Linked DNA regions of Homo sapiens: region 2 is linked to region 1. Evidence: read pairs that join two places in POLR2A ChIA-PET (ENCODE). Cell type or tissue: PC-9. All regions are shown on one strand. Links, peaks and the distances in the headings refer to the core of each region. The heading gives the core; the rest is flanking DNA.

What was found. ChIA-PET counts read pairs that join two places held together with the same protein. Peaks named below come from ENCODE experiments on the same cell type or tissue, not always from the same donor. Only the 100,000 strongest peaks of a DNase experiment are listed, where the experiment ranks them.
Region 2: POLR2A ChIA-PET joins it to region 1 with 6 read pairs; 4 of 35 experiments call an interaction of 5 or more read pairs at or near these places.

Annotation. Positions count from the first base shown.
Region 1 is chr14:76,899,255-76,915,522 of GRCh38, forward strand. No RefSeq gene overlaps it. Among named protein-coding and RNA genes, the nearest start is that of LINC01629, 52 kb to the right of the region's middle. RefSeq lists enhancers at 4,597-5,334, 5,160-6,359, 5,639-5,688, 9,599-9,658. In PC-9, for the core only: no CTCF peak of the experiment used is centred there; DNase peaks (open chromatin) are centred at 5,127 and 5,877; H3K4me3 peaks cover 364 bases; H3K27ac peaks cover 2,242 bases.
Region 2 is chr14:76,975,232-76,991,499 of GRCh38, forward strand. No RefSeq gene overlaps it. Among named protein-coding and RNA genes, the nearest start is that of LINC01629, 24 kb to the left of the region's middle. RefSeq lists enhancers at 2,744-2,873, 2,821-3,322, 5,415-5,914. In PC-9, for the core only: no CTCF peak of the experiment used is centred there; no DNase peak of the experiment used is centred there.

The DNA of each region.
Region 1 (16,268 bases), core at 2,928-7,927:
TTCTCCTCCTCTCTGGGCTCTTGGCCTGTTGAAAACAGACAGAAGGAGCTAAGTAGGGACCTGCACAGAAAGTCAGGCTTTATTACTGAAGAGCTGAATGCAGAATTGGCAGGGTCTCCGACTGCCTTCCTCGAATCTAGTCCTTGCACAACTCTGACAAATCTTCCAATTGCAGCTAAAGAACTTAGAACCCAGAGAGCAAGGACCCACCTGAACCTGCCGGCAGGAGAAGGCCTGCTCTGTCTGCTTAATCCAGGACAGCTGGAAGTAGAGCCCCAGCTGTACATCCTGCCTCCACCAGCACAGGTGAGCTGTGCCCCCTGCCACGCCCTGCAGGAGTGCTGTGTGCTCCCCAGGCTATCCCATCAGATGGGTGGCTTTGCCTGCAGCTAGAACAAGAGTGAGGAGGGCGGTGAAGGAGGCTATGGTAGGCCAAACAATGCCTGCCACCCAGAAGAAATCTACACCCTTATCCCCGGCACCTGTGAATCCATTACCCTATGAGGCAAAAGGACTTTGCTGTTGCAATTAAGTCAAGGACCTTGAGCTGGGGAGATTCTCCCCCATCATCCAGGTGAGCTCAATGTAATCACAAGGGCCTTTATAAGAGGAAGGCTGGGCGGTGGCTCACTCCTGTAATCCCAGCACTTTGGGAGGCTGAGACAGGCATTTCACCTGAGGTAGGGAGTTCAAGACCAGCCTGACCAACATAGAGAAACCTCGTCTCTACTAAAAATACAAAATTAACAGGGTGTGGTGGCACATGCCTGTAATCCCAGCTACTCGGGAGGCTGAGGCAGGAGAATCACTTGAACCTGGGAGGCAGAGGTTGCGGTGAGCTGAGATCGTGCCATTGCACTCTAGCCTGGGCAACAAGAGCGAAACTCTGGAGACTAGAAGGTCAAAAGTAGAAGAAGGAGATGGGACAATGGAAGCAGAGGTGGAGTGATGAGCTTTGAAGATGGAAGTAGGGGCCACAAGCCAAGGAATGCAGGCGGCCTCTAGAATCTGGAAAAGGCAAGGAAACGGATTATCCCCTGGCTAAACAGACTCTCCCCTTTGATTTTAGCCCCATAAGACTCATTTTGGACGTCTAACCTTCAGAACTATAAGATAATAAGTTTGTGTTGTTTTAGCTACTAAGTTTGTGATGACATGGTAGGAAACCAAAACGGGGCTGAAAAGAGAAAGGACCATGAGAAAAGTGGAAAGAAGAAATCCTCCCAACGATGTTGCATTTGCAGTCGCCAAAGACCCAGGAGGCTTCCCGGGAGCTCCAGGTATGTCCTTCCCACTCGCTTTGCCGCCCAGCTGTTTTTTCCATCCTCGGAGGCTCAGCTCAAATGTCACCCAACTAGTGTTGCCCTTCCTGGGCTAACCTGACCTGGCAGAGTTCCCCACCCCTTGCCCTGGTGCACAGGGCACTGTCTGTGGCAGTATTCTGGACAGCCCACCTTGGTACTGTAGTTTTTTGTCTGTCTTAGTCCCTTATTAGAGGGGGAGCTCCTTGGGGATTGGAGCTATAGTCATTTCTCCTAAAAGTGTGTTAGATTGAGTGGAATTAAGCCAAGCCCTCCACATCTTAGACTTGCACTACTGAGTGTCTGATTTCATTTCAACCCCGCCCAGCCTTTCAAAGCTCATTACCCAAAACAGAAGCTTTCCCTCTCTTTTAGTGTCCTCTCTTGGCCATCAGTGTAAATGTCACCATGGATACCTAGTATTTTGTTTGCCCACCGGCCATAGAAATCTTTCCCCCCAGAAATTTTCAATCAGGACCGAGAGTTTCCAGCCCAGGCTGACGGCTCCCCTGAATGGAAGACATGTAAGCCCAGCCACTGTTATTTTCACTGGATATTTTCTACCCCAAGTTCCGAGCATCCCAGAAAGCAGATGTGGGGAAGAAGCAGGAGGCAGAGGGCAGAAAGGAGAGGGAGGGCTTTCTGTGCTCCCACAGTGCCCTGTTCCTGGTTTTAGTCAATCCCTGAGGCCCAGTGGCATCTCTGCCCTGGAATTCCTGAGATGCCTCTGGGGTCTTTCCAAAAGATTCCTGTTTTGCTTAGCCCAGCCAGAGTTGATTTCCATCACTTGCAACCAAAGAAGTCCTATAAAACTTGGAATGAGCCAGCCCGAGCCAAGAACAGAGTGCTGGCACATTACATACATGATGTGTTCCCAAACCAAATATGGTAAAGCCATACAAAGAGGCCACGAGTGTGGCCACCCTGTTTATGCGGAACACTGTAGAAAATCCAGAAGGAGGAAAGGGGGCCTATTGTTCCATCTGTCTGGCTGTAGGGCAGGGGCCAGGAGGAGGCAGGAGGGCAAGATGGAACATGGAAACCAAATCATGGGGTGGCACAAAGCATGGGGTATGGCCAGGAATTGAAACAGTGAGGAGCAGAAGCCAAAGATGCCAGGATTCAATGCCCAGATAGAAAAGGCACAAACCGCAGGAGTGGGCCATGGTCCAACCAAGGGAGGAAGCTGCCCTTTGGGTACCAGAGAGTTCTGATTAATGCCCTAGGGCAGGATCTGTTCTTTGTGCGTGAACACCTCTCTTGAAGGCCCAGAATCCCTGCCACTGACACCACCCACCTTGGTAGACCCACTGAGTCATGAGTCTAGTTCCTAAGCCCTAGTCAAACCTCAGTCAGGATCACAAAGCTCATGCATTTGACTCATGGGGTAGTCTATGGTGCTGGATTCTGTACCTCTTTATTCTTCTTTTAGAAGCAGTCTTAGCAAGCTTAAGTAACTAGTTTCCCAGGCCATGATGGATTGGATTCGTGCATTAGAAATGGGGAGAGATGGCTGGGCGAGGTGGCTCACACCTGTAATCCCAGCACTTTGGGAGGCCAACGCGGGCAGATCACCTGAGGTCAGGAGTTCGAGACCAGCCTGGCTAACTTGGCGAAACTCCATCTCTACTAAAAATACAAAAATTAGCCGGGCGTGGTGGCAGGCACCTGTAGTCCCAGCTACTCAGGAGGCTGAGGCAGGACAATCGCTTGAACCCAGGAGGCAGAGGCTGCAGTGAGCCAAGATCATACCACTGCACTCCAGCCTGGGCAACAGAGTGGGACTCCATTTCAAAAAAATAAAATAAAATAAAGAAATGGGGAGAGATGGCTGGGCACAGTGGCTCACGCCTATAATCCCAGCACTTTGGGAGGCTGAGGTGGGTGGATTACCTGAGGTCAGGAGTTCAAGACCAGCCTGGCCAACATGGTGAAACCCTGTCTCTACTAAAAATGCAAAAATTAGCCGGCGTGGCAGCAGGCGCCTGTAATCCCAGCTACTCAGGAGGCTGAGGCAGGAGAATTGCTTGAACCCAGGAGGCAGACGTTGCCTTTTTGAAACTCTGTCCCGCCGCCTCCAAAAAAAAAGAAAGAAATGGTGAGAGATGCTATTAAGGAATCACCATCACAGCAACCAGAACTAATATGCTACAGCAGTGCTTCTTGGCCCCAGCCCTGATGACACTTGGGGCCAGCTCCCTCTTCACTGTGGGGGCTGTCCTTTGCCTTGCAGGGGGGTTACCAGTAGCACCTCCTCTATTTATGTCAACCAAAAATGTCTCAGATATTGCCACATGTCCTTGAAGGACAAAATCTCCCAGATTGTGAACCACTGTGCTGTAGGAAGAGAGTAAGCAGCAGTTACAAGTCCTCCAACTCCTGACAGCTCTCTTGCACTTCTGCCACGCAGACGAATAGTCCCCAAGAAGCTGCAGGATGGTGCTGACCAGCCCATCTGCAAAGACCCTGTCTCAGAAAGCGTGGGAAGTGTATGCCCAAAGGGTGACAGCGCTTCCCTGGGGAAGGTTCGAAGAAGGAATGTTTTTCTTCTCTTGGCATCTTTTGACAGTGCCTGGCACATGTTAGACCTTCAGTAAATATTTGAATATTTGTTAAGTTAAATTAGATTATAAAGGTTTCTAGGCTGATTCTGTACTGGTTTTGGACTTAGAAAGGGATGGATTGTTAAGCCTTTTTTTTTTTTTCAGACAAAGTCTTGTGCTGTCACCCAGGCTAAAGTGTCTTGGCACAATCACAGCTCACTGCAGCCTCTACTTCCTGGGCTCAAGTGATCCTCCCCTCCCAACCTCTCAAGTAGCTGAGACTGTAGGTGTGGGCCACCACGCCCACATCATTTTTTTAAATTTTATGTAGACAGGGAGTCTCACCATGTTGCCCAGGCTGGTCTCAAACTCCTGGCCTCAAGCAATCTTCCCACCTTGGCCTCCCAAAGTGTTAGGATAACAGGTGTGAGCCATTGCACCTGGCCTCTTCTGATGAGATTTTCTCAATCCTTCCAGGCCCATCTCCATTCCTGCTTCCTTCCCAAAGCCAGTCCCGAGTCTTCTCTCTCCTGACCCCTCTCCACCTCCCTCCAGCACTCTGACCTACTATATGCTTATCTTGTAGGTCAAGAGGAAGTAAGAATCTCTGTATCCCACTGAAGAGTGTGCACCAGGTGCAATCAGATAACCAGGGTGTCACAGGGTAGAGGTCTCTGTCTCATGTGTTTTTTTTTTTTTTAAGTTTTTTTTTTAGAGACAAGGTCTCGCTATGTTGTCCAGACTGGACTCAAACTCCTGGCCTCAAGCAATCCTCCAGCCTCGGCCTCCTGAGTATTCGGGACTGCAGGTGCACACCACTGCACCAGGCTTCTGTCTCATTTCTGGTTTGTGGTGTGTGCCCCTTTCTCTTTCACTGCTCAAGGGGTAAAGAAAATTGAGATCTGACTTATGGGGCCAAAATTAGGGGGGGAAGAAAAGCACTGCTGTCTGGCAGCTGGGGTCTCTCCAAACATATTCTCTTTTTTCTCAGAACAGCATGACGAAAAACATAAGCTGAGCCAGAGTAACTGCTGTCTGGCACAGCACAGGGTAGTTGCGTGCGTGCATACATGTGTGTGAATGTGTGAGCGGATAAGGATGGGCATGCTGGAGAGCGAGTGAGAGCGCGTGGGAGGGTACGTGAGGACATGCGTGTGTGTGTACTTGCGCACACAAGCTCTATACACGCGTTTTCTACTTGGGGTTATTCAGGGTCGGCATTCCAGTTGTTGGAAGCAGATCCTCAGCTGAGTGGCCTCTTTTGTAACCAGGGCCGTAGGTCTGAGCATTTCTTTTTGCAGTAGAAATGGGCTCTGTGATGAGTCACACCAGTGGCTGGACAGAAGGGAGACTTGGCTGAAGAAGCAAGTCTTCCTGAGTGGGTCTAGGGCAGCCACGGCCAGACCCTCACACAGAGACAGCCCCAGAAAGAGTGGCCCGTGGCAGGTGTGGGAGGCTCCTGGAGCATACTCACCGTCTGGGAGGGTTACATCTCTGGACATCAAGGTGGGAGCACACAGCTTGGCATGCACCCAGGGGCCTGGGCAGACCTTCACACTCACCTTGGAAGAGATGAGCGAGCAGCCATTCCCGCTGGCCCAGGACATTCACACCATGGGAATTCCCAAGGGCTCTGTCCTAAGAGATCTGATCTGAAATCCAAGCTCAGCCTGAAAAGAAATTGGCCCAAGTCATCCTAGTCCAGTCCCCACTAGGTGCTAGTTCCCAGCCCAGAGTCCAGGACAAGCACTCATTCCTACACTCCTGCTGGGAACCAGGAGAGAGACTTACACACCAGGAGACAGAATGAGTTATGCAAAGTCCCAGGGGCGGCCTTTCAGGGTGGTCAGGATGAACCAGGAACTCGCAAACAAGCTGAAGAAGGCACAGCAGAGAAGCCGATGAAGACTCACACTGAGAAAACACTTAGGGGGATGTGTCACCGGCACCGTGCCAAGCGCTGCATCATCCACCAACTCAGATCTTTGAAGCAATGCCTTAAGGGCACTGGGGCATTAGGCTGCTCAGCGGGCAGATGAGCAAACGGAGGCTCAGAAAGCGGAAGTGACTTTCCTGTTAGCACGCAGCTATTAAGTGCAGAGCCGAGATTCAAACAAAGTCAAGAATGAGGTACAAAATGTCTAGCAATCAGTAGGCTGGTTAAATAAACACTGATTTATTTATGGAATACTGGGCAGCCATTGACATTTCTTGGTAGAAGAATAGTTAATGGCCTGGAAAGATGTTCAAGATATGTAATTGAGCAGAAAAAAAAAAAAAAGCAAGGTACAAAACAGCATGTGCAGAGAGATTATTAAAACATAAAATACAGGCCGAGCACAGTGGCTCCTGCCTGTAATCCCTGCACTTTGGGAGGCCAAGGTGGGTGGATCACCTGAGGTCAAGAGTTCGAGAGCAGCCTGGCCAACACGGTGAAACACCATCTCTACTAAAAATACAAAATTAGCAGGGCATGGTATGCACGCCTGTAATCCCAGCTACTTGGGAGGCTGAAGACAGGAGAATCTCTTGAACTGGAGAAGTGGAGGTTGCAGTCAAGATCGCACCACTGCACTCCAGCCTGGGCAACAGAGCGAGACTCCATCTCAAAAAATAATAATAATAAAAAAACACACACAAAATACAGAGGTATGATTTCCGAGGAAAAAACTCAGAATATCAGCAGGGGCTTTCTCTGGATAATAGGAGTAGGTGTGAGTTCTACTCTATGGGTTTGTTCCTTTTTCTTACAATGATCATTTTGTAACAATGACAAACCTGACTTGGAAGAGTCCAGGCTGTGTTTCAGTTGTGTGGGGAGTGGGGGTGGGGAGGCGGTGTTTTGGTAGGGGGTGATGAGGGGATGATGGCTGGCACTGTGAGGTGATGGCTGAGCAGGTAGGAAGGTGTGGTGAGAAGCAATGCCTTTCCTAGGAACATATCCATCTTTCTTTTTCTTTTCTTTTCTTTTTTTTTTTTTTTTCTGAGATGGGGTTTCACCCTTGTTGCCCAGGCTGGAGTGCAATGGCACGTGATCTCAGCTCACTGCAACCTCTGCCTCCCGGGTTCAAGTGATTCTCCTGCCTCAGCCTCCGAAATAGCTGGGACTACAGCTACACCCAGCTAATTTTTTATTTTTAGTAGAGACAAGGTTTCACCATGTTGGTCAGGCTGGTCTCGAACTCCTGAAATCAAGTGATCCGTCTACCTTAGCCTCCCAAAGTGCTGGGATTACAGGCGTGAGCCACCGCACATGGCACACATCCATCTTTTTTCCTTTTTCATTTGTATCTTTTTTTTTTTTTTTTTTTTTTTTTTGAGACAGAATCTCCCTCTGTCACCCAGGCTGGAGTGCAGTGGTACCATCTCAGCTCACTGCAACCTCTGCCGCCCAGGTTCAAGCAATTCTACTGCCTCAGCCTCCCAAGTAGCTGGGATTATAGGCGCCTGCCACCGTGCCTGGCTAGTTTTTGTAGTTTTAGTAGAGACAGAGTTTCACCATGTTGGCCAGGCTGGTCTTGAACTCCTAACCTCGTGATCCACCCATCTCAGCCTCCCAAAGTGCTGGGAATACAGGAGTGAGCCACTGTGCCAGGCCTTTTTTTTTTTTTTTTCTTTTTTTGAAACAGAATCTCACTCTGTCCCCCAAGCTAGAGTGCAGTGGTGCAGTCACGGCTCACTGTAGTCTTGACCTCCTGGGCTCAAGCAATCCTCCTGCCTCAGCCTCCCAAAGTACTGGGATTATAGGCATGAGCCACCACACTTGATCATCTTTTTCCTAGACCTGACAGCCAGCAGGAGAGGCTGGGTACCCTGGCTGGTTCTCTGCGTGCACACGTGATTGAGTTCTACCAGTCTGGGCCTGTCCTTGCAATGCTGGGGGCAGGTGAGAGTAGGGAGGGGACAGAATTGGACCAGATGTGTCCTAGATATGCACAGAGAAGGTGCAGGTAGCTGGTGACAGGGACTTAAATGTGTGTGTGTGTGTGTGTGTGTGTGCCAAGTTCAGAGGGGAAGGTGCCCTGCTTAAAAATAAGAGTGGGCCAGTTGCAGTGGCTCACACCTGTAATCCCAGCACTTTGGGAGGCCGAGGCAGGCAGATCACTTGAGGCCAGGAGTTCAAAACCATCCTGGCCAATATGGCAAAACCCCGTCTCTACTAAAAAAAAAAAAAAAAAAAAAATTAGCCAGGCATGATGGTGTGTGCCTGAAGTCCCAGCTACTCGGGTGGCTGAGGCACAAGAATCACTTGAACCCAGGAGGTGGAGGTTGCGGTGTGCCAAGACTGCACCGCTGCACTCTAGCCTGGGTGACGGAGCGAGATTTGGTCTCAAAATAAATAAATAAATAAAATAAAAAGAGTGGCAATATAAGTCCAGCCATCTAGAACTGTGGGTCTCAATCCCTTGAGACCCAATGACATTCCCTTTAAAATTGATTTTTAAATATTTTGTAACAGCAACCTGAAAGTAAATGTGTTAATATAACCTACCTACTGACATAATATTTTTAATCGGCCAGGCGCGGTGGCTCACGCCTATAATCCCAGCACTTTGGGAGGCCGAGGTGGGTGGATCACCTAAGTTCAGGAGTTCGAGACCAGCCTAGCCAACATGGTGAAACCCCATCTCTACTAAAAATACAAAAAATTAACCGGGTGTGGTGGTGGGCACCTGTAATCCCAGCTACTCGGGAGGCTGAGGAAGGAGAATCACTTGAACCCATGAAGTGGAGGTTGCAGTGAGCTGAGGTGGCCCCATTGTACTCCAGCCTGGGCAACAAGAGTGAAACTCCATCTAAAAAAAATATATACATACATATACATATATATATATATATATATATTTTAATCATTATTATTATAACTATATCATAAAGGAAAAATATTAAAATGAAACAACAGGTATTTCAATATGTAAATGGTCAGGAATGACTGCATTCCGTATGTAAATGTTTAGGCATGACTGCATGAGAAGGCAACATTTCCACCACCACCAACGCTCATGCGGGCACACACATTTCCAAAATTCTTCCTAGGGGAGATTCAACCCTGAGGACCACTGATTTAAATAATAGCAGGCTGTGGCTCACGCCTGGAATCCCAGCACTTTGGGAGGCTGAGGCGGGCGGATCACGAGGTCAGGAGATCGAGACCGTCTTGGCTAACACAGTGAAACCCCGTCTCTACTAAAAATACAAAAAAAAAAAAAATTAGCCGGGCGTGGTGGCGGGCGCCTGTAGTCCCAGCTACTTGGGAGGCTGAGGCAGGAGAATGGTGTGAATCCGGGAGGCGGAGGTTGCAGTGAGCCGAGATGGCACCACTGCACTCCAGCCTGGGCAACAAAGTGAGACTCTGTCTCAAAAATAAATAAATAAATAAATAACAATAGCTGGCCTATAATGGGTGCTTTCTTTTTTTTTTTTTTTTTTTTTGATACGGAGTCTCGCTCTGTCGCCCAGGCTGGAGTGCAGTAGCGCGATCTCGGCTCACTGCAAGCTCCGCCTCCCAGGTTCAAGCCATTCTCCTGCCTCAGCCTCCCAAGTAGCTGGGACTACAGGCACCCGCCACCATGCCCGGCTAATTTTTTGTATTTTTAGTAGAAACGGGGTTTCACCAGGTTAGCCAGGATGGTCTCGATCTCCTGACCTCATGATCCACCTACCTTGGCCTCCCAAAGTGCTGGGATTACAGGTGTGAGCCACCGTGCCCGACCATAATGGGTGCTTTCTATGGGCCAGTGTTCCAGTGGCAAGGGAACATGAATGGCATGGGTGTAGCAGGAGGCAGGTGGCTTGTGTGGAGAGCATGTGAGGTGGGCCAGTGTGGCCATGCACACATGAAAAGAGAGAAGCTGTGGTCCTGTGGTGAGAAGGAGGAAGCAGCTGCCTTCCCTCTGGGCTCCTCTCTTGACATCACATCCTGCCTTGGAGGAGGAGCCCAATGAAGACAGCATCTAGAGATGATTTGGGTTGAGGATCCCATGTTGATCAGAATTCACCAGGCCTTTCAATGCTCACTTCCTCCCCAGGAGGTGAGCTCGAACTTCGGACCCTCAGATGAATCACAGAGACCACACATGGAGACCCATCTCCCTGTTTTGTAATCTCCATGCATTCGTAGCCAATCTCCCAGCCACACCTTCTCAAGTCCTGATAGCCATTCGCAGTCTCCCCAGCCTCCACTAGCAAAGGAGAGATGAGAGGGCTCCCAGCCCATGGCCCTGAGGAGGGTGAGGACTGGGCCAGACACCTTGGGCTAATCGATAAGGAGCCTCTTGAAATACCCTCGTCACTTCCTGGCTGTGTGCTGAGCCACTCTAGGGGAAGAGGGATTCTCAGACAACCCTTGGGCCAGGCACTTGGATCTTGACTGGAATAATTAGACACAGAGCCAACAATGATGTCATGCCTCTGCAGAAGAAAGAAGGATGACTTTGAGCAAGGTGCTTACCTTGGCCTCAGTCCTCTTGTTTGTCAAGTGAGCTGGGGTGGACCTGACAAGTTTTAACATTCCTGTGCTGCCATTCCAATGTGAAGACAGATGTTCTCTTGGGCAGCCAGTCACAATGGCTCACACCTGTAATCCCAGCACTTTGGGAGGCTGAGGCAGGAGGATCGTTTGAGCCCAGGAGGTTGAGGCTGCAGTGAGCTGTGATGGTGCCACTGCACTCCAGCCTGGGCAAGAACAAGACCCCGTCTCAAAAAAAAGAAAAAGAAGTCCTCCTGGGACTTGAAGTCCCTCTAAGAAGAATATGGCAGTGATGGCTTTGCATAGCCAACTTGCTTCCCCATCCAACTCCCTTTAGTTTCCATGGGGAACTTCTCTCCCTCTGCAGGGGGCCCTACCTGCTTCCAAGAATGTAAGGGTAGGCAGGTGACCTTGGCTGCCCAGCCAGAGGTTCCTCCCTATGTTGATTGATCCTTTAGTGGACATGGCCTCTAAAGGTCCAGTTAAGAGTCTTCCCTGGCCAGGCACGGTGGCTCATGCCTGTAATCCCAGCACTTTGGGAAGCCGACGCAGGCGGATCACGAGGTCAGGAGATCAAGACCATCCTGGCTAACACGGTGAAACCCCGTCTCTCCTAAAAATACAAAAAATTAGCCGGGTGTGGTGGTGGGCCCCTGTAGTCCCAGCTACTCGGGAGGCTGAGGCAGGAGAATGGCTTGAACCCGGGAGGCAGAGCTTGCAGTGAGCCGAGATCACACCACTGCACTCCAGCCTGGGCGACAGAGCAAGACTCCATCTCAAAAAAAAAAAGAGTCTTCCCTAATATATGAAAGACAGAAATTATGTTTCTGGGAATTTATTAGAAGGAAAGATGTGAATTTAAGGCTACTAGCTGTCATCTTTCTGACACAAGAGAAAGCACATGTGCAGAGTGAAGCCAGTACATAGAAGGAGACAAAGCTGAGAGACTAAGGAGATAAAACGCCTATGACATTGTTTGAACCCCTAGATCAAACTGTGCCTGAAGGTGGTGCCCAGTTGAGGGTTAATAAACTCTCTTTTTGCTTAAGCTAGTTGGATTTGGGTTTCTGTAACTTGAAACTGAAACCGTCCTAAGTAATGTAATCTTTCAGCAGCATCTCTCCAAGTTGGGCTGTGAGAGAGGTATTGAGCACATGGAGAGGTAGAATCTGCCAGTTTATACCTATAGTCTAGCCAAAGAAACCCATAGCCCCAGCATATCTCTTCTGCCATGTGCTTTGACAATCTCGTAGTCAGCCTTATAGAGGGGACCTCACCTGGCCGGGTGTGGTGGCTCACTCCTGTAATCCCAGCACACTGGGAGTCTGAGGCAGATGGATCACGAGATCAGGAGTTCAAGACCAGCCTAGCCAAGATGGTGAAACACCATCTCCACTAAAAACTACAAAAATTGGCCAGGCGTGATGGCTCACGCCTGTAAACCCAGCACTTTGGGAGGCCGAGGCAGGTGGATCACGAGATCAGGAGATCGAGACCATCCTGGCTAACATGGTGAAACCCTGTCTCTACTAAAAAATACAAAAAATTAGCCCAGCGTGGTGGCGGGCGCCTGTAGTCCCAGCTACTCGGGAGGCTGAGGCAGGAGAGTGGTGTGAACCCAGGAGGCGGAGCTTGCAGTGAAGCGAGATCGTGCCACTGCACTCCAGCCTGGGTGACAGAGTGAGACTCCATCTCAAAAAAAAAAAAAAACTACAAAAATTAGCCAGGCACAGTGGCAGGCACCTATAATCCCAGCTACTCAGGAGGCTGAGGCAGGAGAATCCCTTGAACCCCGGGTGGCAGAGGTTGCATTGAGCCAAGATCATGCCACTACGCTCTAGCCTGGGTGACAGAGTGAGACTCCGTCTCAAAAAAAAAAAAGAAAGAAAGAAAGGACCTCACCTAACCCAACCCGTGGCCCATGCCAGCATGCACATTTTTCAAGCTCAAATTTGACAGCCTTGAAAAAGAATGTCTTTGTGCCCAGCCACATATTACCCCAGGAAATAGCATGGACTCTGCATTCAATACTTGCCTCCATGATGGGAGATCTGCATCCCCTGGCACTGGGATTACAGGGACCTGGGGCTTAGAATAGCCCATCTGCCCTGTTGATCCTTCTACTACCTCAAGCTGCTGACAGGAGAAACCAGCCCCAGCCACAGGGCCAAGGAAGACTTGGGTCTTAGTGTCACTGGTTGCTATACATGCAGTACCTGAGTTCTTCAATCAGTGTTCCACTCTGCTATGAACTGAATTGTGTCCTCCCAAAATATTTGTATGTTGAAGCCTTTAACCCCAATGTGACTATATTTGGAGATAGGGCCTTTGGGAGGTAATTAAGGTTAAATGAAGTCATAAAGGTGAGGCCCTAATCCAAAAGGATCGGTAGCCTTATAAGAAGGGGAAAAGATACTCTGCTCTTGACATGCACAGAGGAAACAGTGTGGGCAGACAGTGAGGAGGCAGCCATCCACAAGCCAGGAAGGGAGCCCTCACCAGGACCCAATCCTGCTGGCCCCCTGCTCTTGGACTTCCATCCTTTGGAACTGTGAGAAAATAAGTTTCTGTTGTTTAAGCCATGCAGTCTATGATGTTTTGTTATGGTAGCCCAAGCTAAGACACACTCCCCGCATATACTGCCTTCTGAGGGGGTGGGGAAATAATTCTTATCAATGATTCTCAGCAGTGACCATGCGCCTGGCATTCTCCTAAGCACTTTCCATACCTTAGCTCATGGAATCCTCATAACAACCCTGTGAAGTAGGTAGCATTACAATCTTTATACAGGTGAGGAAACTGAGGCACAGAGAGGTTATGGAACCAAGGCCACACTGTAATACTGTAAAACTAGATTCAAACCCCAGCAGTCCTCAATACTGAGGAACTGAGAGAAGCGATAATGAAAAGACCACCCCCCATCACCCAAAAGAATCAGCAGGAAGGAACGATGTGACTGTTCCGCCCTGCATTTAGACACCTGGCAATGCTCTACTGTGAAATGGACTCAGGTTACTACAGTCCACAAGGAAGTGATCTGTCCCCATGTCCCCTCCAGGGAGATGCCCCTTGCATTGTAACTGTGTGACCCTGCCTAAGTCACACCATGAAAAATAGGTGGATGACATGCCAGCTCAAACTCTTCCCATTATTCCTGTAGTTCTAAAAACACATAGGCAATGGCTGGCCACAGTGACTCATGCCTGTAATCCCAGCACCTTAGGAGACCGAGGTGGGCAGATCACTTGAGGTCAGGAGTTCAAGACCAGCCTGGCCAACATGGTGAAACCCCATCTCCAGTAAATATACAAAAAATTAGCCAGGCGACTGCAGCCTGTAATCCCAGTTACTCGGGAGGCTGAGGACGAGAATCGCTTGAACCCAAGAGGCAGAGGTTGCAGTGAGCCGAGATCGAGCCACTGCACACCAGCCTGGGTGACAGAGCAAGACTCCATCTCAAAAAAAAAAAAAAAAAAAAAAGACTACCCTGGTCAATATGGTGAAACCCCGTCTCTACCAAATATATGAAAATTAGCCGGGCATGGTGGTGCATGCCTGTAGTCCCAGCTACTCAGGAGGCTGAGGCAGGAGACTCATCTGAACCCAGGAGGCAGAGGTTGCAGTGAGCCGAGATTGCGCCATTGCACTCCAGCCTGGGTGACAGAGTGAGACTCCATCTCAAAAACCAAACAAAAAGCACACAGGCAAGCTCCTGGGTGACAGCAGTGCTGTCAGGAGTAGTGTGTGGAATCAGTTCACGCGGTGTGTCCCCGGGGTGGGGGAGTGGGGGTGTAGTCCAGGCTCAGGGCCTGGTACAGATTCCAATTTGGCCCTGAGGAGGGCAGCAGAATCTGCTTTGTGCCCACAAATCCCCAGGAGCTGACCCAGGGCTCACCCCCAGGCCCAGTCCCTTCCAGACCTTTCCGGTAGCTTCATCCAACCCTAGTGGCCAAATACCTTGACTTTATGACCTGGACTGGCTCCCCAAAGTCCTTGTCTGATAGGACATTGACTCCTTCCAAGACTCAGCTCCTTGTTTCCAGCAGTCCCCAGTACCTGGGACTCTGGGCTCAGAGGGAAATGGTGGGTTTTAGCCCCCTGGGGGGATGGACTGAGATTGAGTGAGGCTCAGAGGTTAGAACCGAGGGCTCAGCCAGTGTGGGGCTTCTGGGGTCTCCTTGTGATGGCACTCGTGATCCACCAGGTGTCGCTGCGCAGCCAGTGGGATGAGGGGTGGTGGCAGGAGGACCTTCTCCAGCACCCACCCTAGGGACTGGGGAAGTAAAGGCGGGAGGCTGGGGTGGAGCAGAGCAGTGGTCCTATCCCCCTAGCCTCAAGGCCAGCAGAAGCACCCCCGAGAAGGTGCATGTCCTGGTCTATAAGCCTGAGGACAGAGGCGGCCTCCATCAAAGGCCTGAAATGAGTGGAGGGTGATGTGGAAGGACAGATCACACCTTCTCATCCCAGCAAGCCACTGGGTGGGACAGCAGGCACCCCCACCCTTACCACCCACCCCCACACCCCTGTCCAGGAGCTCAGCCCAGCTTCCTGGGGTCCTGCCTGGGGGCCACTCCTTAGCCCCCACCCATAGAAGGTGTTAGTGGGCCAGGTAGACTACACGGCCACCAGGGAGACTTTGGTGTCTCATTAGCTCCAGATCAAGCAAACCTAGTTCAAAGTCAGGCAGCACTGGGAGCTTCCAACTGGCCATTTCCAGCCTAATCTAAAGGCTTGTCACTCAGAAACCAGCAGACCCCACGCCCAACACTGGCTTCCTTCCCATCTCCTCGGGCTGGGAAGGGAGCATGGAAAAAGCGCTTGTTTTTGTCCTCATTGGTTCCAGGCTCTGAATCCTGAAGCCCCGATGCAGGAGAACGTAGACACTGCAGGACCTGGCTGGGCGCGGTGGCTCACACCTGTAATCCCAGCACTTTGGGAGGCCAAGGCAGATGGATCACCTGAGGTCAGGAGTTTGAGACCAGCCTGACCAACATGGTGAAACCCCGTTTCTACTAAAAATACAAAAAATTAGCCAGGCACGGTGGCGGGCGCCTGTAATCCCAACTACTCAGGAGGCTGAGGCAGGAGAATCGCTTGAACCCAGGAGGTGGAGGTTGCAGTGAGCCAAGATTGCACCATTGCACTCCAGCCTGGGCAACAGAGTGAGACTCCAGACTCCGTCTCAAAACAAACAAAACACAAAGACACTGCAGGACTTTCCTCTGGCTTGCTAGGCTTGCTTGCCACTCGCCCAGGCCCCACCCACCTGGGGACTCACCACAGGCTCACCCTGCAGATCCCAGAGGTGGAGTTACAGTTCTGGCATTTCTGGTTCCCCAGGTGGGCCTCAGGGAGGAAAGGTCTGAAAGAGGAGAGGCAAGGAGAGAAGCCAGGGTGGAGCCTGCCCTCCTCCACCTGACACCCCCAACCAGGCCTGGGGCTCGGTGCCTCCAGCTCCAAGTCCTCCCCTCTCCAACAGCCACTTAAAGGCCTCCCTCTGGCTCTTCTCAGAGAAGAAAATCAAAAGAAGGAGAGAGGGAGGAAAGGCAGTAGTTCAGGGCATGGATTCAAATCTGCATGTAGGAGATGGAAAAGCAAGGTAGGAGATGGGCAGAGACACAGGAAGAGCAGGAGATGTAGGGTGTGGCCTTAGCACTTGCTGGGAGGTAGGGGTGGGACAACTGAGTGAGGAGCTGGCTTAGAGAGCAGACTGTGGAGTTTAGTCCTGATGGTGGTTTCTGAAAGTGTCATGGGGTTGGTGGATGCATGTAACCAAACAATTCTGTTAGCCTAACTCACCTGCTCTCCACTAGCCACCAATGCACAAATACAAATTGATCACCTATTAGGGGCTGCACTGTGCCAGGCAATATGAGGGACACGCTACAAAACATCCTGGTGGGCTGGGCGCGGTGGCTTACGCCTGTAATCCCCACACTTTGGGAGGCCAAGGCA
Region 2 (16,268 bases), core at 4,683-9,682, 78 kb after region 1:
TCTATTCCCCGGTGTGGAAGACTGGGACCAGGGACAACTGTTCACCACCAAGCAAGGCAGGAAGCCACAAAAGGCCCCCAGAGAGGGCCTCCACTCCCCTCAAGTTGATGCCTCCATGAGGGCAAACACTACGTCATCTGCTCACTGTTCTCCCTGGAGCCTGGCACATAGTAGGTGCTCGATAAATACCCGTTGAATGAAAGGACTGAATGAGCTTTTCCTCTCTTATAACTCTTATGGTTTTCTTTTTCTTTTTTTTTTGAAACGGAGTCTCACTCTGTCGCCAGACTGGAGTGCAGTGGCGCGATCTTGGCTCACTGCAACCTCCGCCTCCCAGGTTCAAGCGATTCTCCTGACTTAGCCTTCCGAGTAGTTGGGACTATAGGTGCACGCCACAATGCCCAGCTAATTTTTTTTTTTTGTACTTTTAGTAGAAATGGGGTTTCACCATGTTGGCCAGGATGGTCTCGATCTCTTGACCTCGTGACCCACCCGCCTCGGCCTCCCAAAGTGCTGGGATTACAGGTGTGAGCCACCGCGCCCGGCCGCCTGGACACTCTTATGGTTTTCTCAGTCTGTGGGTTTCTTATACAAAACAGTGGTGCTGAGAACTTTGAGTAGGGAGGAAGCCAAATGTTTAGTTTGGGTTCCCTCTCTCATCTTCCCTCCAACTCTACTTCCTAAGGATTTTGGAATCTGGATATATGGGCTGGGGGAGCAAGGGTTGTTGTAGCCAGCTGCCCACAGCCGTCCTTCCAAATCAGAAAGCTGGAGAGGGAGGGAGTGGGGTGGGGAGAGAAGCAAGCAGAGAAGGGAGGAGTGTGCAGGAGCACACAGTGGCTGAAAGGTACATGATCTGCCCAGAGAGCAAGCGGTAGGCTGGGGAAGCCACCTGCACGGTTACCGCATTCCCAGGAATCTTCTCTCCAGAGCCTTGGTGGAGAGGCCCAAGGCACTGCCCTTCTGTGTACTACACCCAGGCAGGACCCTAGATACATCCACTCAGGCCTGGAAATGCTTCCCCCAGAGAAGGCAGGAGGATAGGGCCGTGCTGGTGTCAGCCTCAGGGGCCTGACATTCCCACCTGATCTCCAGTCTCCAGCCCAGCCCTGCCCCTCCCACCTCCCACACACACCAGCAACCACTCAGGCCAAACACTCGTGGTGCCCCAGGGGATGGGGACAACTCCAGATGAGAGAGCGGCCCTTCCAGCTGCACACCTCAAGGAAAGCTAGTGTGGAGAAGGACTTGAGCTGATAGCCTCTTGGCCCCAGGCCCTCTCCCAGGGAGGGGCAGGGTGCCAGTCGGGAGGGCTGGCTGGATGAGGATTGCACGCTGCCCTGAAACGTGGCCAGGGCCATCATGACATGGTCACAGACTGTTGGAGTTGGAAAGGCCTCTCATTTCACTGGCAGAGAAACTGAGGCCCCAGGAGACTTGGCCAAGGCCTCACAGGTGGTGAATACAAAATTGGGACTCACACCCTGCTGCCTAACTGGAAAGGAGAAGATCTCCTGGGCCAGCCCACCTTACAGCCTTTCACTGGGAGCCCTGGGGAGAGCCAGTTTCCTGGCCTGGCAAATCTGTTGCTAGAGCAGTTTTCTGGAAAACCACATGAATCTATCGCAGGCCTTCCTGTGCCCCCACCTAGTCTGATCACTTAGGGCTGGCTCTTAGCTCTTCCAGGCCTCCTTCAAGGTCTCTCAGCATCAAAATCACTGGGCTGTTTGATTAAAATGCAGATTCCTGAACCCAGCCTACCATTCCAAATCCAAATCTCTGAAGACGGAGCCAGGAATCTACCTTTTTATCCAATACCCTCTCCTCTAACCCTCTCTACAACTACCCTCAGCCAGCTTCCCAGACTTATCTGGTGTCCTGTTTAAAATGTAGGTCCCAGGCTGGGCACAGTGGCTCATGCCTGTAATCCCAGCACTTTGGGAGGCCGAGGCAGGCGGATCACTTGAGGTCAGGAGTTTGAGACCAGCTTGACCAACAATGTAAAACTCCATTTCTACTAAAAATACAAAACTTAGCCGAGCGTGGTGGCGTGCACCGGTAGTCCCAGCTACTCAGGAGGCTGAAGCAGGAAAATCGCTTGAACCCGGGAGGCAGAGGTTGCAGTGAGCCGAGATCGTGACACTGCACTCCAGCCCGGGCAACAGAGCAAGACTCCATCTCAAAAAAAAAAGAAAAGAAAAAAAAAAGTAGGCCCCAGACCACTCCTCCAGGGTCTGCCTCAGTATAGCTGAGGTCAGGCCTGGGAGTCTATTTTTGCAAGCATCCTTGCCAACTCTTGGGGAAATGCTGTTTCCCCCTTTGCTTTGAGGTTCCTAATGAGAATTCTAGGAGGGTCCACAGATGGCCTGGGTAGTAGTAGCTCAAGATTGTGTGGAGGAAGATTTTCCTAGGATGGGGGCCCCAACTCTTATAAATTCCTGGAAGAGGTCCCTGACCCCAGATAGGAGTGTCACAAGGAGCCTGGATCCTAGAGTGATGTTTGGAGAGGAGGGAACCTGGAGTGGGGTGTCCTTTTGGATCAGACATGGCTGGAAGCCTGAGTTCTAATCTCCCTTAGCCAGTGCCAACACCCCAGTCCTGCCTGAAGGCTGAGCCCAAATCTGGACAGTGTATCCAGACAGTGTATCCAGTTCAACCACCCTACCCTATCTCCACCAGCCCATGCCTCCTCCTCCTCTTCCTCTTTCTTTCTCCTATAACCTCCCCCGTCCTTCACTGCCCGTCCCCTCCCCACCCTCATCAGCTTCCTCCATCAGCAGCCATGTAAGGGGTAGGCCGTGCACAGGCCCGCCACTGCTCTCCTGGAGGGGAATTTCAGAGGCAAACCCGTGACTGCGTCGTCATCACGCTGAGCTTAGGTCTGGGGTGGCCCGGGGAGAGGAGCTTGTGTAAGTTGTGTGGGTGGAGGTGGGAGGGAGGCAGGGCTCTGATGTCAGAGGCTCCGACTCAACAAGCAGGTCAGCCCTTTCCTGCTAGGAGCCAGCCTCAGCCCCTCAGCTCACCCTCACCCCTCTAGCAGCCACACCTCCTGTGGATGTGTAGACAGGACACATGGAAGGAAAGCAAACTGTCACTCTCCACTGAGTAGCACTGGACAGTGCTACTGGTGTCTCCACCCCAATAAGAGATAGATGGCCAGGTGATAATGATGCCCGGTCTTAGTTCATTTGGGCTGCTATAATAAAATACCATAAAATGGTATTTTATAAAATGGCTGGCTTATAAACAACAGAAATAGATTTCTCATGGTTCTGGGAAGTCCACAGTCAACGTGTCGGCAGATTCAGTGTCTGGTAATGATCAGCTTCCTCTGAAGCCATCTGTTTTTTGTTTTTTGTTTTGTTTTTTTTTTTTTTTGAAACGAGGTCTCACTCTGTTGCTCAGGCTGGAGTACAATGGCACAATCATGGTTCACTGTAGCCTCGACCTCCCAGGCTTAAACAATCCTCCTTCCTCAGCCTCCTGAGTAGCTGGGACTAGGGGCACATGCTGCCACAGCTAGTTTTTTGTTTTGTTTTGTTTTGTTTTATCTATTTTTTTGTAGAGACGAGCTCTCCCTATGTTGCCCAGGGTGGTCTCAAACTCCTGGCCTCAAGTGATCCTCCCGCCTCTGCCTCCCAAATTTGCTGGGATTACAGGCATGAGCCAACATGCCTGGCCTAAAGCCATCCCGTCTTTATTTATTTATTTATTTATTTATTTATTGAGACAGAGTCTTGCTCTGTCGTCCAGGCTGGAGTACAATGGCACGATCTTGGTTCAAGATCAGATTCCTTGCCTGGGCACGGTGGCTCACGCCTGGAGTCCCAGCACTTTGGGAGGCCGAGGCAGGAGAATTGCTTGAGGCCAGGAGTTTGAAACCAGCCTGGGCAACAGAGCAAGACTCTGTCTCTAAAAAAAAAAAAAAAAAAAAAAAAAAAACCGGGTGTGGTGGCTCATGCCTGTAATCCCAGCACTTTGGGAGGCTTAGGTGGGCGGATCACGAGGTCAGGAGATCGAGACCATCCTGGCTAACACGGTGAAACCCCATCTCTACTAAAAATACAAAAAATTAGCCAGGTGTGGTGGCGGCGCCTGTAGTCCCAGCTACTCAGGAGGCTGAGGCAGAAGAATGGCGTGAACCCACGAGGCGGAGCTTGGAGTGAGCCGAGATCACGCCACTGCACTCTAGCCTGGGCGACAGAGCGAGACTCCATCTCAAAACAAAACAAAACAAAATAAAACAAAAAAAAAAATTAGCTGGCAGTCTTGCTTCGAGCCTGTGGTTCCAGACACTCAGGAGGCTGAGGTGGGAGGATCACCTGAGCCCAGGAGGTCGAGGCTGCAGTGAGCCATGATTGCACCACTGTACACCAACCTGGGAATAAAAGCAAGACCCTGTCTCAAACAAAACAAAACAAAACAAAACAACAAAGAAGTTCACATTCCAGATCATGACCTTGGGCAAGTTGCTCTTTGTGTCTCAGCACCCTCATCTGTAAAATAGGGAAATAACCCCAACCTCACAGGGCTGTCGTGAAGATTAAGTGAGTACTTGGCACCTAGTCAGTGTATATAAGTGTTGAGTGGTTATTATAATTTGTGGTATTTCTAGGACAGAAATCTGCTTAGAAGAGGAGATGGTCTTCCTTTTCTGAGATGGCGTTTCACTCTTGTCACCCAGACTGGAGTGCAATGGTGCAATCTTGGCTCACTGCAACCTCCGCGTCCCAGGTTCAAGCGATTCTCCTGCCTTGGCCTCCCAAGTAGCTGGGATTACAGGCATGTGCCACCACACCTGGCTAATTTTTTGTATTTAGTAGAGGAGGGGTTTAACCACGTTGGTCAAGCTGACCTCAGGTGATCCAATGCCTCAGCCTCCCAAAGTGCTGGGATTACAGGCATGAGCCACCACGTCAGGCCCAGGTTAGGCATTCTTAGTGACAGGATGAGACAGGAGGTCAGAACAAGAAACAGTTCACAAAGACCCTCCTGATAAAACACGATGTGGCAAAGAAGCTGGCTAAAACTCACCAAAACCAAGATGGTGACCAAAGTGACCTCTGGCCATCCTCACTGCTCATTATACACTAATTATAATGTATTAGTATGCTAAAAGACACTTCCACCAGCCCCGTAACAGTTTACAAATGCCATGGCAGCGTCAGGTCAGGAAGTTACCCTATATGGTCTAAACAGGGGAGGGACCCTTAGTCCCAGGAAATCCCCACTCATGAATTATTCACCCCTTATTTAGCATATAATCAAGAAATCGAGATGATCTTCTTAATGCCTCTCAAATTATTTCCAAAAGTGCCTGTCTGTGTGGAAGTTCCCTTCACAGGCCAGGGCTAGTCGGGCAGCACAAGGGGCCAAGGCCCATGCCTGGGGTCAGGCAGGCCCAGCCAGGTTGCTTGCCCTTTACCCATGCCTCTGCCTGGCCCTCCCATAGAGGGGCAGGGCAACCCAGGCCAACCTAGTGGCAGTATGAGCTGAGTGACTGTGGCCACCTGTGGAAACTGGTTTTGCAGCACCAGCCCCTCTCTTCTGTGTCCTTTCTTGCATCTTTTTTTTTTTTTTAAGAAGGAGTTTTGCTCTTGTTGCCCAGGCTGGTGTGCAATGACGTGATCTCAGCTCATTGCAACCTCCGCCTCCCGGGTTCAAGCGATTCTCCTGCCTCAGCCTCCTGAGTAGCTGGGATTACAGGTATGTGCCACCACGCCCGCCTAATTTTTTGTATTTAGTAGAGACGGGGTTTCACCGTGTTGGTCAGGCTGGTCTCAAACTCCTGACCTCAAGTGATCTACCTGCCTCAGCCTCCCAAAGTGCTGGGATTACAGGCATGAGCCAACGCGCCCAGCCTTATTTGTGCTGCCCCAATTTCTAGGAATTTATACACTCTGGGGACCAACCTCATCATGGGAATAAGAATTCAATTCTTCACGAAAATCATTTCCTCCACTGACACACTTTGTACAGACATAGGAATCTGACACACCTGGGTTTGCATCTGGAGTCTACCATTTACTGGCGAAGTAATATTGAACAAACTTTGGCTCTAGGAGCCTCAGTTTCTCCACCCGTAAAGTAGAAAACGTCATCTGTGCTTGCAGGCTTGTTGAGAAGATTAAATTAATCCAGCCATTTATTCCACAAATCCTTATTGAGTGCCTAACTGCACCTCACATTGAGGATACAGATATGATAACATGATAGACACAGAGGTGAGTCCACTTGCAAGGCACTCAGAGAGATATGGACCAACAGTGACCCCCAAATCCATGTTACTGATTGTGTTGAGGGACACAGAGGAAAAGTACTCAGGAGTAGTGGTGTGAGCTCAGTTTTGAAGGATAACTGGGTGCAATCTATTTCATCGAATCTAAGACTCTATTGATCATCCACACTATTATTTTAGATAACACTGAGACAAAAATTCAGCCAATTAACCTTAGAAATGTTATTTTGTGCTTACTGAAAGAGCTCTTTTGACCTTCTGCAGCCCCAGAGGAGTTTTCTCTCTCCCACCTAATTTAAAACAAAGAAGGATGTGTAGTGGCAGAGATCAGAATAGGGTAGAATCCAAGAGAAATCTACCTTGCCCTGCAGCAAGCTTTGCTGGGTATAAAATTCCTGAGTTTGTGGTTGGTAGGCTCCTGGGCTCTGACTCAGTGGAAAGAAGAGGTAGGACAAAGGGGTTATGTGGACCGGCCTGGGGAGAAGTGTGGGGAAGGGGTCCTGGCTGAGCAGTCACTACTGGGCTCAGTTTTTGGGGTGGCCAGAAGGAGAAGAGGCAAATGCCAAGCTGGGGGATTGTAAGACATCATCTCTAAAATGCATCCTGTGGTCAGAAATGTAAAGGGTGCATCTTCCCCAGGAGCAGGGAGCACCCTAGCTCCCAAATCTTGGTTTCCAAATGCCATTCTCCACTAAAAGGAACTAGGGGACTTTGGAGAATAGCTAATTCCCTGAGGTTGGCTCAGGGAAAATACAAGTGATCCTGGAACATCTTGTGCCAGAAAGTGAGAAGGTGCTAAAATAAAATAAAATAAAATAATAAAGCCAGGTACAGGGGTGCGTGCCTGTAGTCCCAGCTATTCAGGAGGCTGAGACAGAAAGATTGCTGAGGTCAGGAGTTCGAGGCTGTAGTGCACTATGATCACACCTGTGAATAGCCACTGCACTCTAGCCTGGGCAACATAGTGAGACCTTATCTCTAAAAAATATATAAATAAAAAATAAAATTAAATAGGCAGGTGTAGCAATGTGTGCCTGTAATCCCAGCACTTCAGGAGGCTGAGGCGGGCAGATCGCTTAAGCCCAGGAGTTTGAGACCATCCTGAATAACAGGGCAAAACCCTGTCTCTACAAAAAAATACAAAAATTAGCTGGGCCTGATGGTGCACACCTGTAGTCCCAGCTACTTAGAAGCCTGAGGTGGGAAATTCAGGCTTACGGAAGCCTCAACCTCCTGGGTTCAAGTGATCCTCCCACCTCAGCCTCCCAAGAAGCTGGAACTACAGGTGTGCACCACCACACTTGGCTTGTGTGTGTGTGTGTGTGTGTGTGTGTGTGTAGAGATAGGGTCTCACTATATTGTCCAGGCTGGTCTTGAACTCCTAGGCTCGAACAATCCTTCCGCCTCAGCCTCCCAAAGTGCTGAGATTACAGGTGTTTTCCACTGTGCCCAATATTTTTCTTCTTTTGCTGTAAAGGATATTAGCAGGATGGTTGGAGATGGTTGAATAAGGTCTGTACATCAGACAATAGAACTGTATGTAGCCATGCTAATTTTCTGATTTCAATAAATGTACTGTGGTTATTATATAAAAGAATGTCCTTGTTTTGAAGAAGAATGTATCAAAGTATTTAGGGATAAAGGTACACTTATCTGTCACCTACTCTCAAGCAGTTCAGAAAAAAAAAAAAAAAGGAAAGAAAAAGAGGCCAGGTGAGGTGGCTCACTCCTGTAATCCCAGAACTTTGGGAGGCTGAGGTGGGCAGATCACCTGAGGTCAGGAGTTCGAGACCAGCCTGGTCAACATGGTGAAACCTCGTCTCTACTAAAAATACAAAAATTAGCCAGGCGTGGTGATGTGCGCCTATAGTCCCAGCTACTGGGGAGGCTGAGGCAGGAGAATCACTTGAACCTGGTAGGTGGATGTTGCAGTGAGCTGAGATCACACCACTGCACTCCAACCTGGGAGACAGAGCGAGACTCCACCTCAGACAAAAAAATAAAAAGAATGAGTGAACACACACACACACTGTACATATAAAGAGGGAATTTGAGCTGGGTGCGGTGGCTCACACCTGTAATCCCAGCACTTTGGGAAGCCGAGGCAGGCGGATCAAGAGGTCAAGAAATCGAGACCATTCTGGCCAACATGGTGAAACCCCCTCTCTACTAAAAATACAAAAAAAAAAAAAATTAGCTGGGTGTGGTGGTACATGCCTGTAGTCCCAGCTACTCGGGAGGCTGAGGCAGGAGAATCGCTTGAACCTGGGAGATGGAGGTTGCAGTGAGCCGAGATCACGCCACCGCACTCCAGCCTGGCGACAGAGCAAGACTCCGTCTCAAAAAAAAAAAAAAAAAAGAGACAGAGGGAATTTGATTTTAAAAAGGTTTTAAAAAGATAAAAGAGAGAGATTGATAAAATGGTGGTATGCTGAAAATGTTTAACAACCAACTCTCTCAGGGCAAAAAAGCCCTGATACCAATTTCTGTGGTGTAAATACTCTCTGTGGCCAATTTAAAGCTGGCGCCATGAAGTCACTGAAGAGGGAGTTGGGAAGGAGATGCACAGAGATAGCTCTAGTGTTCATCACACCAGTACAAATGCAAACACGGTAGAAAGCTAACATTTGGGGAATCAGAGTAAAACAGAATATGAAGATTATTTGTACTATTTTTTGCAACTTTTATTCAGTCTGAACTTATTTCAAATAAAAAGTTAGGGTTTTTTTCTATGGCACATCTTGTAACTGATGAGATGCAGTAAATGAACTGGGGAAAGAGTACGTGAGCATTTCAGGTAGAGGCACCTGCCTTGACTGTGCAGAAGGCTGAGGCTGAAAGAAGCAATTCATTTGAAAAACAACAACACAAACAAAGCAGTCTGAGTGACTGGGAGCAGAGCAGCTTGGAACAGAGAAGTGCAAAGTGAGCAGAGAGGTGGGCTGGGGCCAGGACAGAGGCTCTGTAAGCCACAGCTGAGGGTTTGGGTCCCTCAGGGAGAAGCCATCAGAGTGCTTTAAGCAGTGGGTGGAGGGAATGTGGCCTTATTTGCGTTATCGCTCTGGCCCCTGGCTGACTCTCAATCAACAGTGGCCACTAATACTGCCTTTTCTGGTCTACTCTCTGCTGTCGCTTTCCCCAGGGTCCCTTTGCTCAACTGGTGTTAACAGGGGGCGGGGGTGGGGTGGGGGCCATGGCCACAGGCCACCAGGTGAGTCCAGAGCTTCCAGCACAGCCTCATTTTCTGTCCTCCCCACCCGCACCCCCTCAGACGTATTCGTAAGCCACAAAATAAGTGTGAGGAAGTCCAAGTTTGACATCCACCCAGGACTCTGCCCTCCCTGCTTAACTCAGCCCTGATCAGCCCTAAGCTGGTATGCCCTGGACTATTAAGCAAGCCCACTAACGTTTTGGAGAGGGGACTTGACTCTGCAGCCCTCCCCTCTGCACACCAGAGACCCACAGACCCACCCCCTCCTCCATCAGCTTCCTCCTACCCCTCTTGGTTTCTAGTCAAACCTCTCACTCTGGGAGTCCCAGAGCCCAGTGGGGCCTTGAGAGGGTTGAGTTCAAGGTGGAATGAATGGGCTGTTTGAGAGAGCTCTCCCAGGGCAATCTCCAGGCCTGGTACAGCTTGAGAGGCTACCGGCTTCCTTTTTCCCAGATGAATCCCTGTTCTGTATGCCTGTAACTATGTGCCCACCCCTAACATGCCCTGGGGCCCCGCATAACAGAAGTGGACTGGATATGTACACACAGCATGCTGGCCAGCTCCTCCTATGCAGAGAGCATGAACCCAGCCCAAAGTCACGAGCATTAACCGCATGCCACGTATTCCACTGGACATTATGATGCATTCTTTATCCAGCCTACTGTTAGAACAGCTCTGTGAGTGGACACAGTATTAGGTCCATATTGCAACTGAGGCTTGAAAGTTTTCTTGGAGTATCCAAGTTCGCATAGCTGATGCAGAGATTCAACTCAGGCCCTTTGACCGCCAAAGCCTGCATTTCTGCCCACAATACCACCCTGCCTCTGTCTGGCACAAGTTGCCCCTGTGCCATTGTCTCTCAGCCTGGGCATCAGTGCTGTGGGCATCCAGGCCATGTGGACAGGTGTACTGAGGGCCCTGTGCACCAGGAAGGGGTTAATTGGGATGCCCTCAGCAAGCTCTAGTTTGGCAACTGTTGCTATGGCAACAGCATGGTTTGGGGAAGAGGGAGGCCAGCACAGTAGGATCTTCTGAATCACTGGATGTACAGCCTATATGTTTATTCTGCAGCGAAACCCTCCCTGCATCTTCTGGGACTATATGTGGCCACTAGGGATGGCTGCGGCAGGCAGGGGTGAGGGCAGGGGTTCCCTGAGCAGGCAGAAGCTGGGAGGCCTTGGCACTGCTAAGGCCTCTCACCCAGGGGCTCTCACCAGCACAGCCCAGGGAGACTTTTCCACCAGGAAGGCCCAGGGATTCTGCTTTCAGCTGCAGCTCCCCAGACTAGGTGAAAACCAGGAAAGGGCAAAGATTTGGGGCCAAACGGAATCAAGCAATCATTCACTATTCACTGACTTACTCATTCACCAGATATGTATTGCTTGCTGACAATGCACTGATGGCTGTGCTGGGGGCTGTGGCCTGGGGTTATAGCTGGGAGCCAGACAGACTCTGCATCCGTGGAGATTCCCTTCCAGGGGGCCAGAAGTCCCCACCATATGCCCCACCTTGGGCAAGTCCCTCTCCTTTGCTGAGTTCATCTGTAAAATGGGGCCCACACTCCCCACTTTGCAGGGATGCAGCCTGGATGAGGTAACAGATTTGCGAACGCCCAACACATAGTGGACCAAATATGCAGACAGGACAAAAATGCCTGTAGGCCTCTCACCTCTCCCTCCAGCAACAGAAGGTGCCAGACAATGATAAAACTCATGAGTGAGGAGCCCCAGGCTCTGGACCCTGGAGGCTTACTGTGAGCAAAATCTCCAGACCGAGCCAGACAGACAGATCCAGCTCTTCCATCACTGGGCATGGGCCCTGGCTTCAGTTTGCCTATTTGTAATGCGGGTGATCCTCCTGTCCTTATAGACAGTAATGTACCTGAGCTGATGGGCAGCATCCAAGTGGGTTCTTGACCATTCTGTTCCACCATCTGAGCCACCCACAGGTCAGAAGAGCCCAAGGCCACCAGATAATAAGACCCCAGTACTGGCCTTCCCGTCCAAGCCAACTTGTTTTTTGCCTACAACATGGACCGCAGTAGCTGTCTGTTGATTTGATTCAAGTTTGATAGCCACCCAGGACTCTGCCCTCCCTGCTCAGCTCAGCCCTGATCAGCCCTAAGCTGGTATACCCTGGACTATTCAGCAAGCCCACTAACCTTGGTGAGAGGGGACTTGACTCTGCGACCCTCCCCTCTGCACGCCAGGCCAGTTTCCATGAAAGGACCCCCTGGGGTCCTCAAGCTCAGCCCTAGAACCACCCTCCTCACGTCCAGCACCAGGGCAGGCCTGGTGGAGGCAGGAAGGCCAGCTGGGGGTGAGGGCTGATCACAGATAAGAGCAACATGCAAACAAAACCCACAGGAAGGAAGCCAGCGAAGGAGAAAATCATTTAAGAATTTCATATTGGCTGGGTACGGTGGCTCACGCCTGTAATCCCAGCACTTTGGGAGGCCGAGGTGGGCAGATCACAAGGTCAGGAGATGGAGATCATCCTGGCTAACATAGTGAAACCCCGTCTCTACTAAAAATACAAAAAATTAGCCGGGCGTAGTGGCGGGCGCCTGTAGTCCCAGCTACTCGGGAGGCTGAGGCAGGAGAATGGAGTGAACCCGGGAGGCGGAGCTTGCAGTGAGCTGAGATCTCGCCACTGCACTCCAGCCTGGGCGACAGAGCCAGACTCCGCCTCAAAAAAAAAAAAAAAAAAACAATTTCATATTGAGGTCGGGTGCGGTGGCTCACGCCTGTAATCGCAGCACTTTGGGAGGCCGAGGCGGGCGGATCACGAGGTCAGGAGATCGAGACCATCCTGGCTAACACGGTGAAACCCCGTCTCTAAAAAAAAAAATACAAAAATTAGCCGGGCGTGGTGGCGGGCGCCTGTAGTCCCAGCTACTCAGGAGACTGAGGCAGGAGAATGGTGTGAACCCGGGAGGCAGAGCTTGCTATGAGCCGAGATCGCGCCACTGCACTCCAGCCTGGGCAACAGAGCAAGACTCCATCTCAAAAAAAGAAAACCAAGAATTTCATATTTGATATTTCAAAAAATAAACAACTTCAAAGCTGTCATCATGGGAAAATTCAAAATGTTGAAGGGCTTCCTCACACTTATTTTGTGGCTTAATATTGATTTCATTTTGTACTATTCATGGGGGTGGAGATGCCCTAATCTTTTCAGAGCTAACTGCCTTTAAAAGTCTTAATCAAGACCTGGGAAATGGAAGTGGGGCGCACAGTTGGTGGGCCCCCCTCAAGTCTGTTCTGTGTGACAGCTTCATCCCTGGAGGGCGAGGAGGGAAGATGTTTTTCGTCTTGCCGCTGTCTGACACCAAAGGAGGCAAGATTAAGCTTGGTTGGAGGTGGTGCTAATGAGTTACTCAGGATTTTCTTCTTCTCTCACCAATCTTGAATTTCCATCTCCCCAGTTGGGTGTCAGGGTACATATTTATACCAGGACAGGGCTTACAGTGGCTGTCATTTGTTTATGAAATTCTTTCCAGAAGGACAGTGGGCCACAGGAAGGTAGGGTAGAGAGCTGCAGGGAGGGCAGAGGAGCCACAGAGATCCAGGAGCTTCCAGCCAGGCCAGCCCCTAAACTGGAAAATTGTTAACATAGGATTCAGCCAATCCAGAGGAGAAAAGGACAGGCAGACCTAGCAAACACATTCCCCTGAGGGGAAGTCACAACACCTGGGCAGCAGAAGAATGTCCGTGAGGAGAGAAGGAAAGGGAGTCCTGAAGGAATATAAGCTTTTCTTTTCTTTTTTCTTTTCTCTTCCCTTCTCTTCTTTTCTTTTCTTTTATTTCTTTTATTTTATTTATTTATTTTTTTTTTGAGACGGAGTCTCTCTCTGTCGCCCAGGCTGGAGTGCAGTGGCACAATCTCGGCTCACTGCAAGCTCCGCCTCCCGGATTCAGGCCATTCTCCTGCCTCAGCCTCCCGAGTAGCTGGGACTACAGGCGCCCGCCACCATGCCCAGCTAATTTTTTTGTATTTTTAGTAGAGACGGGGTTTCACTGTGTTAGCCAGGATGGTCTTGATCTCCTGACCTCGTGATCCGCCCGCCTCTGCCTCCCAAAGTGCTGGGATTACAGGTGTGAGCCACCGCGCCCGGCCTTTCTTTTATTTTTTAATTGAATTTATTTTATTTTTGAGACAGGGTCTCTCTCTGTCACCCAGGCTGGAATGCAGTGACACAATCTCTGCTCACTGCAACCTCTGCCTCCTGGGCTCAAGCCATCCTCCCACCTCAGCCTCCCAGGTAGCTGGGACTATAGGCATACAGCACCATGCCCGGCTAATGTTTGTATTTCTTGTAGAGGCGGGGCTTTGCCATGTTGCTCAGGCTAGCGTCAAACTCCTGGCTTCAAGCGATCCACCCATTTCGGCCTCCCAAAGTGCTGGGATTACAGGCATGAGCCACTGTGCCTGACCTCTTTTTTTTTTTTTTTTTTTTTTTTTTTTGAGACGGAGTTTCACTCTTGTTGCCCAGACTGCAGTGGAACAGCATGATCTTGGCTCACCACAACCTCCGCCTCCTGGATTTAAGCGATTCTCCTGCCTCAGCCTCCCGAGTAGCTGGGATTACAGGCACGCACCACCATGCCCAGCTAATTTTGTATTTTTAGTACAGATGGGGTTTCTCCGTGTTGGTCAGGTGAGTCTTGAACTCCCGACCTCAGGTGATCTGCCCGCCTTGGCCTCCCAAAGTATTGGGATTACAGGCGTGAGCCACTGTGCCCAGCCCAGCCTCTTTTTTTTTTTTTTTTAATGGACTTCATCTTTTAGAGCAATCTGGCAAAATTAAGAAGAAAGTACATGGATTTCCTATATACCCCCTGTCCCCACACGTGCATCGCCTCCACCATGCCATTATCAACATCCCTGACCAGAGGGGTGCATTTGTTATGATTTGTGAACCTACACGGATGCATCATCATCAGTGAGGTCCATAGTTTACATTGGGGTTCACTCTTGGTGTAGTACATTGTATGTGTTTGGACAAATGTACAATGGCTTGTATCCATCATCATAGTATCCTACAGAATAGTTTCATTGCTCTAACTGATCTTTTTGCTGTCTCCATAGTTTTGCCTTTTCCAGAATGTCATATAGTTGGAATCATTCAGTAGGTAGCCTTTTAAGATTGGCTTCTTTGGCCTGGCCAGGCTCGGTGGCTCATGCTTGTAATCCCAGCACTTTGGGAGGCCGAGGCGGGCAGATCACAAGGTCAGGAGTTCGAGACCAGCCTGGCCAACACTGTGAAACCCTGTCTCTACTAAAAACACAAAAATTAGCCGGGCGTGGTGGCGGGCGCTTGTAATCCCAGCTACTAGGGAGGCTGAGGCAGGAGAATCGCTTGAACCTGGGAGGTGGAGGTTGCAGTGAGCCGAGATCATGCCACTGCACTCCAGCCTGGGCAACAGAGCTACACTCCATCTCAAAAAAGAGATTGGCCTCTTTCACTTAATAATATGCTTCTTTCTTTCTCTCTTTCTTTCTCTTTTTTCTTTCTTTCTCACTCTCTTCCTCTTCTCCTTTCTCTCTCTTTCTCTCTCTTCCTCTCCTCCTCTCTTTCTCTCTCCATTCTTTCCTTCCCTCCCTCCATCCCTCCTTTCTCTCTCTCCCTTCCTTCCTCTCTCTCTCTTTCTTTTCTTTTCTTTCTCTTTCTTTTTCTCTTTCTCTCTCTCTTTCTTTTCTTTCTCTTTCTTTCTTCTCTGTCACCCAGGGTGAAGTACAGTGGCACAATCATATACAGCCTAGAATTCCTGGGCTCTAGCAATCCTCCTGCCTTGGCCTCCCAAAGTGCTGGAATTACAGGTGTGAGACATCATGCCCAGACTAGCAATATGCTTTTAAGATTTCTCCATGTTTTTTCATAACTTGGTAGTGAAATTCTTTTTGGCCCCAAATAATATCCTATTGTCTGGATGTCCCACAGTTCATTCACTCATTCACCTACTGAAGGATATCTTGGTTGCATCCAAGTTTTGTCAATTATTAATAAAGCTGCTATAAGCATTCGTGTGCTGGTTTTTGTGTGAACTTAAGTTTATTTGAGTAACTACCAAGGAGCATGATTGCCAGATCATATAGTAAAAGTATGTTTAGTTTTGTAAGAAATTGCTGAACCTAGCCGGGCGCAATGGTTCACACCTGTAATCCCAGCACTTTGGGAGGCCAAGGCGGGTGGATCACCTGAGGTTGGGAGTTCAAGACCAGCCTAACCAACATGGAGAAACCCTGTCTCAGCTAAAAATACAAAATTAGCCGGGGTGGTGGTGCATGCCTGTAATCCCAGCTACTCGGGAGGCTGAGGCAGGAGAACTGCTTGAACCCGGGAGGTGGAGGTTGCGGTGAGCCAAGATCATGCCATTGCACTCTAGCCTGGGCAACAACAGCAAAACTCCATCTCAAAAAAAAAAAAAAAAAGAAAGAAAGAAATTGCCGAACTTGAGGCTGGGTGTGGTGGCTCACACCTGTAATCCCAGCACTTTGGGAGGCTGAGGTGGGTGGATCACTTGAGGTCAGGAATTTGAGACCAGCCTGGCCAATATAGTGAAACCCCACCTCTACTAAAAATACAAAAATTAGCCAGGTGCTGTGGTGCGTGCCTGTAATCCCAGCTACTAGGGAGGCTGAGGCAGGAGAATCACTTGAACCCAGGAGATGGAGGTTGCAGTGGGCTGAGATCGTGCCACTGCACTCCAACCTGGGCAACAGAGTGAGACCCTGTCTCAAGAAAAAAAGAGAAAGGAATTGCCACACTGTCTTCAAATGTACCATTTTGCATTCCCACTGCAATGAGTGAGAGTT